Linked DNA regions of Homo sapiens: regions 2 and 3 are each linked to region 1. The links are chromatin contacts, found by Hi-C in ENCODE. All regions are on one chromosome and are shown on one strand. The core of a region is the stretch at or near the end of the contact, and the rest is flanking DNA. Distances in the headings are between cores, read along the strand shown. Region 1 holds the start of STK17A (serine/threonine kinase 17a). Region 2 holds the start of IKZF1 (IKAROS family zinc finger 1). Region 3 has its middle 13 kb from the start of LINC03013.

The links. A loop is a pair of places that touch in the nucleus more often than their neighbours do. Pooled maps may share reads with other maps.
Region 2: a pooled map shows a loop between it and region 1 (4-fold over the local background). The contact joins the promoter of IKZF1 here to the promoter of STK17A in region 1. A Hi-C loop is called at or near these places in 3 of 50 pooled maps.
Region 3: a loop to region 1 is called in a map with no recorded cell type, with 21 times the contacts of the local background. The contact joins the enhancer-like site here to the promoter of STK17A in region 1. A Hi-C loop is called at or near these places in 5 of 37 single-sample maps with no recorded cell type and 3 of 50 pooled maps.

What each region holds. Positions count from the first base shown.
Region 1 is chr7:43,581,848-43,584,547 of GRCh38, forward strand. It overlaps STK17A (serine/threonine kinase 17a), which reads left to right and starts at 1,261. Exons shown (of 7, transcript NM_004760.3): 1 at 1,261-1,602. The coding sequence starts at 1,397. RefSeq lists a silencer at 881-1,660 and enhancers at 2,061-2,110, 2,241-2,350.
Region 2 is chr7:50,303,151-50,305,994 of GRCh38, forward strand. IKZF1 (IKAROS family zinc finger 1) reads left to right here and starts at 1,566. Exons shown (of 8, transcript NM_006060.6): 1 at 1,566-1,772. RefSeq lists an enhancer at 1-24 and a silencer at 879-1,678.
Region 3 is chr7:35,727,932-35,730,761 of GRCh38, forward strand. No RefSeq gene overlaps it. Among named protein-coding and RNA genes, the nearest start is that of LINC03013, 13 kb to the left of the region's middle. RefSeq lists enhancers at 752-901, 1,352-1,451, 2,362-2,611. Within about 2 kb of position 1,425, at least 9 of the 41 ENCODE cell types and tissues checked have a DNase peak (open chromatin) inside an H3K27ac peak, as active enhancers do.

The sequences.
Region 1 (2,700 bases), core at 11-2,510:
TATTTTTTCTTAGTGAGAATATTGAACACAAATAAACTAGTATATCAGTGCCAGAAGCAAAACTCCACTGAGACAGTCTGAGTAGAGCAGTGGTGTGATTTGGTTTCGATTTTTAAAAGATCACTCTCATTGCCTTGAAAATGAACTATGCGACATTAGGGAGAAAGAAGGATGGAAGCAGGTGGTCCAGTTAGTAAACTATCACAATAATCCAGGTAAGAGATAACGATGGCTCAGGCCATGGTGGTAAGGTGGAAATAGAGAGAAGTGATCAAACGCCGCATCTAGTTTGAAGGAAAAGACAAGAGGGTTTACTGACAAACTGGAGATGAGCATGAGAGAGGAATCAATGCTCATCCCAAGATTTTTGGCCTGAACAGCTAGAAGGAAGGAGATGAAGAAAACTGAGACGGGGAAAGCTGGGTAGGAGTGCATTCATGAAGACCAATCAGCAACTTACTTTTGTGTATGTTAAGTCTGAGATGCTAATTTGACATGTAAGTGGAGATGCCAAATGCATAGTCAAATACACCAGTCTGAAGTTCAGGGAATATTTGGAAGCTAGAGATACAAATTCTGTAGTCATGAGCATATAGATGGTAATTAAAGTCGTAAGACCGGATGAGAGGACCTCGAAAGTAAATATAGAGACGACTACAGACAATATAATAGTGTCTATTTCATAGGGCCGGTGTGCAGGGTTAATAATATTTATACAACTCTGCCTCCAGACCCCTCTCCCAGTGTACGGAGATCAGGATCTCATCACCCCTCCCCACCACGTGAAGTCCTGCTTACAGCTCAAATGCCTTTTATTAACCGAAGTGCCTCCAGACCCCTCCCCTCCTCACCACGTGAAGTCCCGCTTACAGCTCAAATGCCTTTTATTAACCGAAGGTCAGCTTTTGTGACTCTCAGACGCTCAACAGGTGCGCAACTCTGCTAACGCAGTAGGCTGTCCTGGCCAAAGGGTGGTGCTGTGAGTCGCCTCCAGCCTCCGGGCCGTCCCGAAAGCTGCACCTTCTCCCCCTGAGCTGCAGAGGGCGCGCGTGAGGCATCGGGCGCTCAGGACCCCGCGGGAGCTCAGCGAGGGGGCGGGCGGCCACGGAGTGAGGCCGGGGCGGGGTCGGGCGCGGGGCGGACGTGGGGAGGGGTTGGCCGGGGCCAGAAGCAGGGTGCAGGGCAGGCGCGGGGCGGTCACGGGGGCGGGGCCGGTCGCGGGGCGCGGGGCGGGCCCGAGCTACCGGTAGTCTGCCTGCCGCAGTCCGAGCGCCGCGCTGGGGAGAGCGGGTGTTTGAAGGCTCCGCGGACCGGCACTAGGAGCCGGGGGCGGGTCCGTGACCCTCCGGCTGCTCGGAGTGAACAGGCGGCCAGGAAAGAAGCGGGCCTGAACACCATGATCCCTTTGGAGAAGCCAGGCAGCGGCGGCTCCTCCCCAGGCGCCACCTCAGGCTCGGGCCGGGCAGGCCGGGGTCTGAGCGGGCCGTGCCGGCCGCCGCCGCCGCCCCAGGCCCGCGGGCTGCTGACAGAGATACGCGCCGTGGTGCGCACCGAGCCCTTCCAGGACGGCTACAGCCTGTGCCCGGGCCGGGAGCTGGGCAGGTGAGGACGGGCGGGGCCCGGCGCGGAACCTTCCCGGACGCGCGGGGCGGGACGTGGGCGCCGATAAGTGCCGGCGCCGCGGCGGCGAGGCTGAAGTGGCGTTGCTGCTGCCGATAACGCGCGTTGTGACTTGGCACAAACTTGGGTGCCGACGGCAAGTAGGGCAGCCGAGTCGCACCAGCGCCCCCTCCACGCGCCGCGCCCAGCAAGCGAGTGGTGGTAACTCGATGGCGGTCCCGGAGGCGCGGACACTTTCCTCAGCCCTTTCGTTCTCTGTGGCGTTTCGAATGGCTATTTAACGAGAGAAGGTGCGGGCCGCGCTCTGCCTTTCACCCCGAGCAGCGGGTCTGAAAACCAGAGGTCTGTGGAGCCGACTTTGCATTTTTCCTTCAACTCTTGCGACTTTCTTGGTCTGCCTGTGTGGTTTTAATAAAATACAGCATCCGTTGTGACCGCTTCCTTTGCACCGGCGCTCTGTTACCTTGTGTCGGTCTTCTGCTGAATTCATTTTCGTTTTCTTGGTTGGTTTTCTGCCGTTTTAGTTCTAAAGCATTTAGGTCCCTTTGCTTCGAGTTTAGATTGGTTTCTTTCGTGGGCGCTTGGCCCTTTTCTCGCTTTTTACTTTGCTGGGAACCGATTCTTGCCTTCTCCCCCCACCCCACGCTAGCCCACCCTTTTTTTGTGGGAGTAGAGAGAGCTTACAACTTGGTCTGTAAAGTTGCAGGTGCAGGCTGTTCGGATGCTTTACATTTTGTATGCTGAAGAGGGGTGATCGAGTGATTTTTGTGGGGTTTGGCGACTCTTCCTTGAGAACAGTTTGAAGAAGTTGTTAAATACTCTGGCTTTGGGGGCAGACCTGAGTTCATATTCGTGCCCTTCTTGCTGTGTTTGCCTTTGGAGGGGTTAGACTCTCCAGCCTCACTTTCCTCATCCGTAAAATCGTATAATGATGACAGTACCTACCTCAGAGGTGGCCTGAAGATGCCATGCTTGTCAAGCGCATACCACTGGGCTTGCCACATGGCGTTCAGTAAATGTTCGCATTATTGCCAGCATTTGTCATGGTTGCAAAATAGCACCATGTTGTAATGGGAAAGG
Region 2 (2,844 bases), core at 316-2,815, 6.7 Mb after region 1:
ATCTCACTCCTCTGGGTCCCCTCCCCTAGCGCCTGGCGGGAGCCCAGGCTGCATTTGTGGAATTCATGACTTTTTCTCTCCTGCTCAAGCTGAACACATTGCTGGCTCCTGCTCGGGTGGAGCCCGGCTAATTAGAGTGAGGGGCTCCCCGTAGGGCGAAGGGGTGCGCTGTCAGATGTGGCATTCCCGTTTTACGGAGACACACGGTGTCTTACACGCCAGGGAGAGGTCTGAGACGCAAAGAGCCGTCGAGCGGGCTGCGGGATTGCTTCGCTGTCACCTCCGCCTGCAGCCACCCTTCCGCACGCACTTGTGTGTGCACCCAGGCCAACATGGAAGGCGCCATCCTAACTTCTGCCGTGAGCAGGTGGGAGGGAAGAGAGACGAGAGGTATTCCATTGGTTGTCTGGGAAAATGAATTGCACCTTCCCCTCCCTTGCGGAGGATCAACTTTTCCCACCCCCTCGGGTGGGCACTCGCATCCTGGGGCCGGAGCCTGAACCCGGGAGCCAAGGGGCCCCAGTTCCAGGGACGTGAAGCTGAGCGTACAGCGGGCGCTCCCAGACACTGGGGAAAGTGCTTTACGATGTCCCGAGTCCCTCCAGTCTCGCCAGCGGGGCGAGCGTGAGGGTGCCCCGACCGACCAGCGGCCCCGGGTGCAGGGTGGCGGGCCCGGCGGCGCGCGTCCCCCTCCCCCTCCTGGCGGCCCGCACGTGTCGCCCGCGCCGCGCCCCCACGGGTTACGCGCGGGTCCCGCAGCGCCGCGGCCGAGCCGGGCTGCCCGGCCCGCGGACACAGCGCCGGCCGCCGCATCCCGTGCGGGGCCGCGGCGCGATGCTGCGCTGGAATGAGGAAGCGCGGCGGCGAGGGGAGGGCCCGGGCGCGGTGCGCGCGGGGGTGGCGGCGGCGCGCCGAGCGGGCCCGGCGCGGGCGAGCGGGCTGCAGCCGGCGGCGGCGCCAGCAGGTACGGCCCGCACCCGCCGCCGCCCCGGCGGCCTTTGGGGGCTGAGCCGGAGCCCGGCGCGATTGCAAAGTTTTCGTGCGCGGCCCCTCTGGCCCGGAGTTGCGGCTGAGACGCGCGCCGCGCGAGCCGGGGGACTCGGCGACGGGGCGGGGACGGGACGACGCACCCTCTCCGTGTCCCGCTCTGCGCCCTTCTGCGCGCCCCGCTCCCTGTACCGGAGCAGCGATCCGGGAGGCGGCCGAGAGGTGCGCGCGGGGCCGAGCCGGCTGCGGGGCAGGTCGAGCAGGGACCGCCAGCGTGCGTCACCCCAAAGTTTGCGGGGTGGCAGGGCGCGCGCTCTGGCCACCCGCCGCTCTGGGCGGCAGCTGGTGGCAACGCAAGGGCGCGGCGGGGGCGGCCGGCGCGGAGGGGGCCAGGTACGGGGCCCGCGGGCGGCGCTGTGCGCGCGGGGCAGCCGGTCGGCCGGGAGCGCGAAAGCCTGGTCTGAGCCGGCTGGGGGCGGGGAGTGTGGCGGAGAAATGGGGAACAATGCGAGTGAGCAACTTCAGGAAGTCATTGTGAAAGAAAGCTGGGAAGAGCTCCGCGGCCAAGTTAGCAGGACACTCTAACAAGTGACTGCGCGGCCCGCGCCCGGGGCGGTGACTGCGGCAAGCCCCCTGGGTCCCCGCGCGGCGCATCCCAGCCTGGGCGGGACGCTCGGCCGCGGCGAGGCGGGCAAGCCTGGCAGGGCAGAGGGAGCCCCGGCTCCGAGGTTGCTCTTCGCACCCGAGGATCAGTCTTGGCCCCAAAGCGCGACGCACAAATCCACGTGAGTGTTTTCAAATTGAATTTCAATAGGAAAACTTGGGGTAACTGGTGAATTTAAAAAAAAAAAAACACAGTAAAGAAAAGCGGTAAGGTTGGTAGACCCTGGTGTCGCTCAGGTCCGCCTCTCTTTTCTGAGGACAGTGAGAGAGTTCACTTCTGTCAAGCGTCTGTTGCTCTGCACTGTGCCAGCAGGTGCAGGACCAGGCCGACATGGGACACTTCTGAGCAGCCCCGCTGTCACCAGGAGAGGAGTTCTAGCTCCCAACCATATTTAAATTTATGTAGACCTACATATACCCACGGAAGTCAGCCTTTATAAAGTCGTGTGTAAAGAGTTTTCCTTATATTTGAGCCGGGAGCTTTCTTTTTATACTATAAATATGATGAGATCGAGTCTGAACTTAATTTCTGCAAGAGAGGAATTATCCCGGCTTTGAAAAGTTAGTCCTTTTGCTGACCGCAGGTTTGACGCTCAAGTCACCAAACCTTCTCAGGAAAACCCTTAGTAATATTAAGGCATCAGGTTACTTGCGGTTATATTTGAAATGTATTTTAAATATTTGTCAAGCATCGCTGCTGATGCCTAAGGAACCTCGTGAGGGCTTGTTTTTCCTTCTAATTTGGAGGCATCTAATGACCGAAAACCGTAGCGATTCCATAGGGTCTGACCAGGCACAGCTTTCAAATGCAGCTTCCCTCTCTCTAGGGACTGCAGCCCACCCAGACTGAATTTCAATGCGGTGCGCTTTGCTTAGGTTACCCACTCACAATTTCCCACTGCGCCGCAGGCAGTATATTTCAGCTTTGAGATACCTTGTTTTAAAATTCCAGACAAAATGGTGTTGAGGAAATGTCTCCTTACTAGTCCCATCAACTTCTGTTAAAAGAGGAAAATTTATGGAATTTGAAAATACTGCGTATGATATTTAAACTTTCATAGACATTCAAATGCTTTTAAGGCCAGGTTCAATTTGGTTATGAGTCGAGGGGTGGGGGGGACCCACATAGAAATGTCCTGGGTCCTCTTGAGTTTATTTCTTTGTTTGAAGATGTTTGTTCAATGAGTTTTATTG
Region 3 (2,830 bases), core at 175-2,674, 7.9 Mb before region 1:
GACACAAATTGTGTATTTAATTATTGCAGATAACACAGAGAGGGATCATGCCCATATTGATAGCCCTTCAAGGCCTAGCATAGTGCCTGGAACATGGTAAATAGTAACATTTATGAATGTCAGCATCTCTGCAGAGCTTTCCCTACATGGATTACAGCTTAGGCTAAAGCACTTGATATATTGCCCACTCCTGCTGTTAATATTTTTAACTAGTTATTTTTCATATTATATAAGCAACATGTGAATACAAGTTCATTGTAAAAAAAATCAAACTCATATAAAAGCTATAGTCTTTTATATGTAAATGATGCCACAATAAAGCTACTTTTTAAAAAGCCGCGATCCTCCTTCACAACTCCACACCAGCCCAGTCCCATTCCTTTCCCAGACACACACTCCACTCTTAACAGTTTCATGTGTAAACTTCTAGATCTTCTTCTGTGTGTTTTCATACATGTACATATCTTCATACATTATGTGCTTTCATACATGTATATTCAGATGAATACTCATATATTTGTGTTTTTGCACATATATACATTGTGCACATACATTCAGAGTGTTTTAGTCAGAGTGCAATCAGAAGGCAGAGCAGTGCTAGATATGACATTGCAAGCAGAGGGAATTTAACAGAGATGGTGGGGGAGTTCAGTGGCCACAGAACAGCAGGAAGCCACTATCAACCCTGGAGCTGGAGGGACAGAGGGAGGAAGCAGAGTTACCAGAGCCCAGGAGCTTGGGTCAACTGGAAGAATCTGGGACCATGGCAGCACTTCCAGCTAAATCTGGAGCAGTAGAGGAAGAGGCTATCTGACAGTAGGTGGAGACATGGACGAAACCTATCAGACACCATGTGAAGCAGGGAGAAAGGGAGACATAACCTGTCTTCTTCCCTCCTCTCATTCTCCAGTGTCTGTCACTGGCTCTCCTTAGCCAGTCTGGAAATGAGCCTGGAAAATGTAGTTCCCAAGGATACAAAGCCCAGATAGAGGATGGTCTGGAATGGATCTGAGAGCAAGCAGACAAAAGGCCAGCACATGAAGTTGAAAATAAAACACATAAATAGCATCATGGTATATGTAATGTTCTAAATTTATCACTTACCATTTTTACAGAGATAAAATCTGGTTAAAATGGCCATTGAGAGCAGGCTTGATCCACAGAATGAAAGGTACAGCAGGAGAGCACAGAGGCAGACAGCAAGGAAAGACATGCTACAGAAGGGCAGCCCAGGGGCTGGGGTGGGTGCAGGTCTTGTTCCTTGGGAACCAGGCCTGATCTGCTCTGCAGAGTGGGAGGAGGGCAGGAGTATGAGATGACCATTGCCCAGCAGTAGTATCAAAGACTCAGAGAGTTTACAGCCTGAAGGAAACTTAGGTCTCCCATTTCAACTCATGACTTCTACAGAATAAGGAACTGAAAAGCAGAAAGTGATGGGCCCGGCAACCCAAAGTATCTCAGCTAGTTTTTTTTTTTTTTGTCATTTTTGGTTTTTTGGGGCATGGTGGAGGAGGTGTTAGGGGACAGTTTAGCACCAATGCCTCCTCTTCCTGCTGTGAGTCACCGAGCAGCCTAGCAGAAAAGCTGTGAGGAGAAATGAGAAGCTCTAGAGGCAATCAAGCTCATCTGTCCTGCTGGGGGGCCAGTGTTAGACACCTGACATGTCTTAAAAGCGGAGTCACCAAAGGACATCTTTTTCTTAGAAACTCCCCTAGCCTCCAGAGTCTGGTTTTAAACTGTCTGTGGCATAATCTCAGAGCCTCCAGCAGGTCTCAGGGACTGTGCTAGATACAAAGATGAATGAGATAAGATAATGAACAAGAGACATATTTCCAGGAGCTCTGAGCCTCACAGGGAATCAGAAGTGAATAAAAGGGAGCATGATGCAATGTGATAAATATAATACCTATGGCACAGAAGAGGAGTTGATAATTGCTGGGGGAAGCAAGAGCAGGGAGCTGGGAAAAGAAAGCTTCACAAAGGTAACCGCAGGGAAAGTGTTGAAGGAGGAATAGGAGCTTTTCAGAACACTAACCCCAATGTTAATAACTGAATTAGACCAACCTTCCCCAAAGACCACTATTATTCCTCAAGGATTTACACAGAAACTGTTCTTATCCCATTTACCTCTTATTACATAATGGGAACCCCCCACCCACCCACACACACACACACATATTTGAAAGTATATGATAGATGAAATGAGTTCACTGCCCCATCAACCATGATCGGCAGGGCCAGATTAAGATCTTCAGAGACTCTGGGCACTGCAAAGTTGATGGTGCTTCCATACGTAATTTAATGTAGGAAACAATGCCATCATGCACATGCCTGTAAAGAAGTCCAGCAAAGTTCTGGTTTTTCCTACAATGACACATTTTAGATGTTTTTCAAAATATCAAATAGCCAACATCACCCATGTAATGGTACTGGGATTCTTTTGGTGCCCCTGCTCTGCCAGTGCCCATGCCTGCTTATGGGTGACCCTGCACTGATGAGGCAGCCCCTTCCCACGCCAGAAACCCCAGGTGGGGTTGGCCTCATAAGTTCATATTCCTATTCTTAACCAAATGGACTTAAAGTTGTTCTTTCACTTCCCCATATATCACATGCATTATGACTTTGTTCTTTATCCCTTTCTGTCAACAAACACTCAACCTGCAACCCACGAAGGCCGTCTGAAGGTCTAGTGGTCTGGTTAACCATAAAGAAAGACTGGTGTGAGAAATGCTATTTTCTTATACTAAGCTCAGCTGCTTGTAGCAAGAGGAAGACCATGTGACAGTGAGGTGTTTATGAGCACAGGCTTTAAAAACAGCCATGGTTTAGC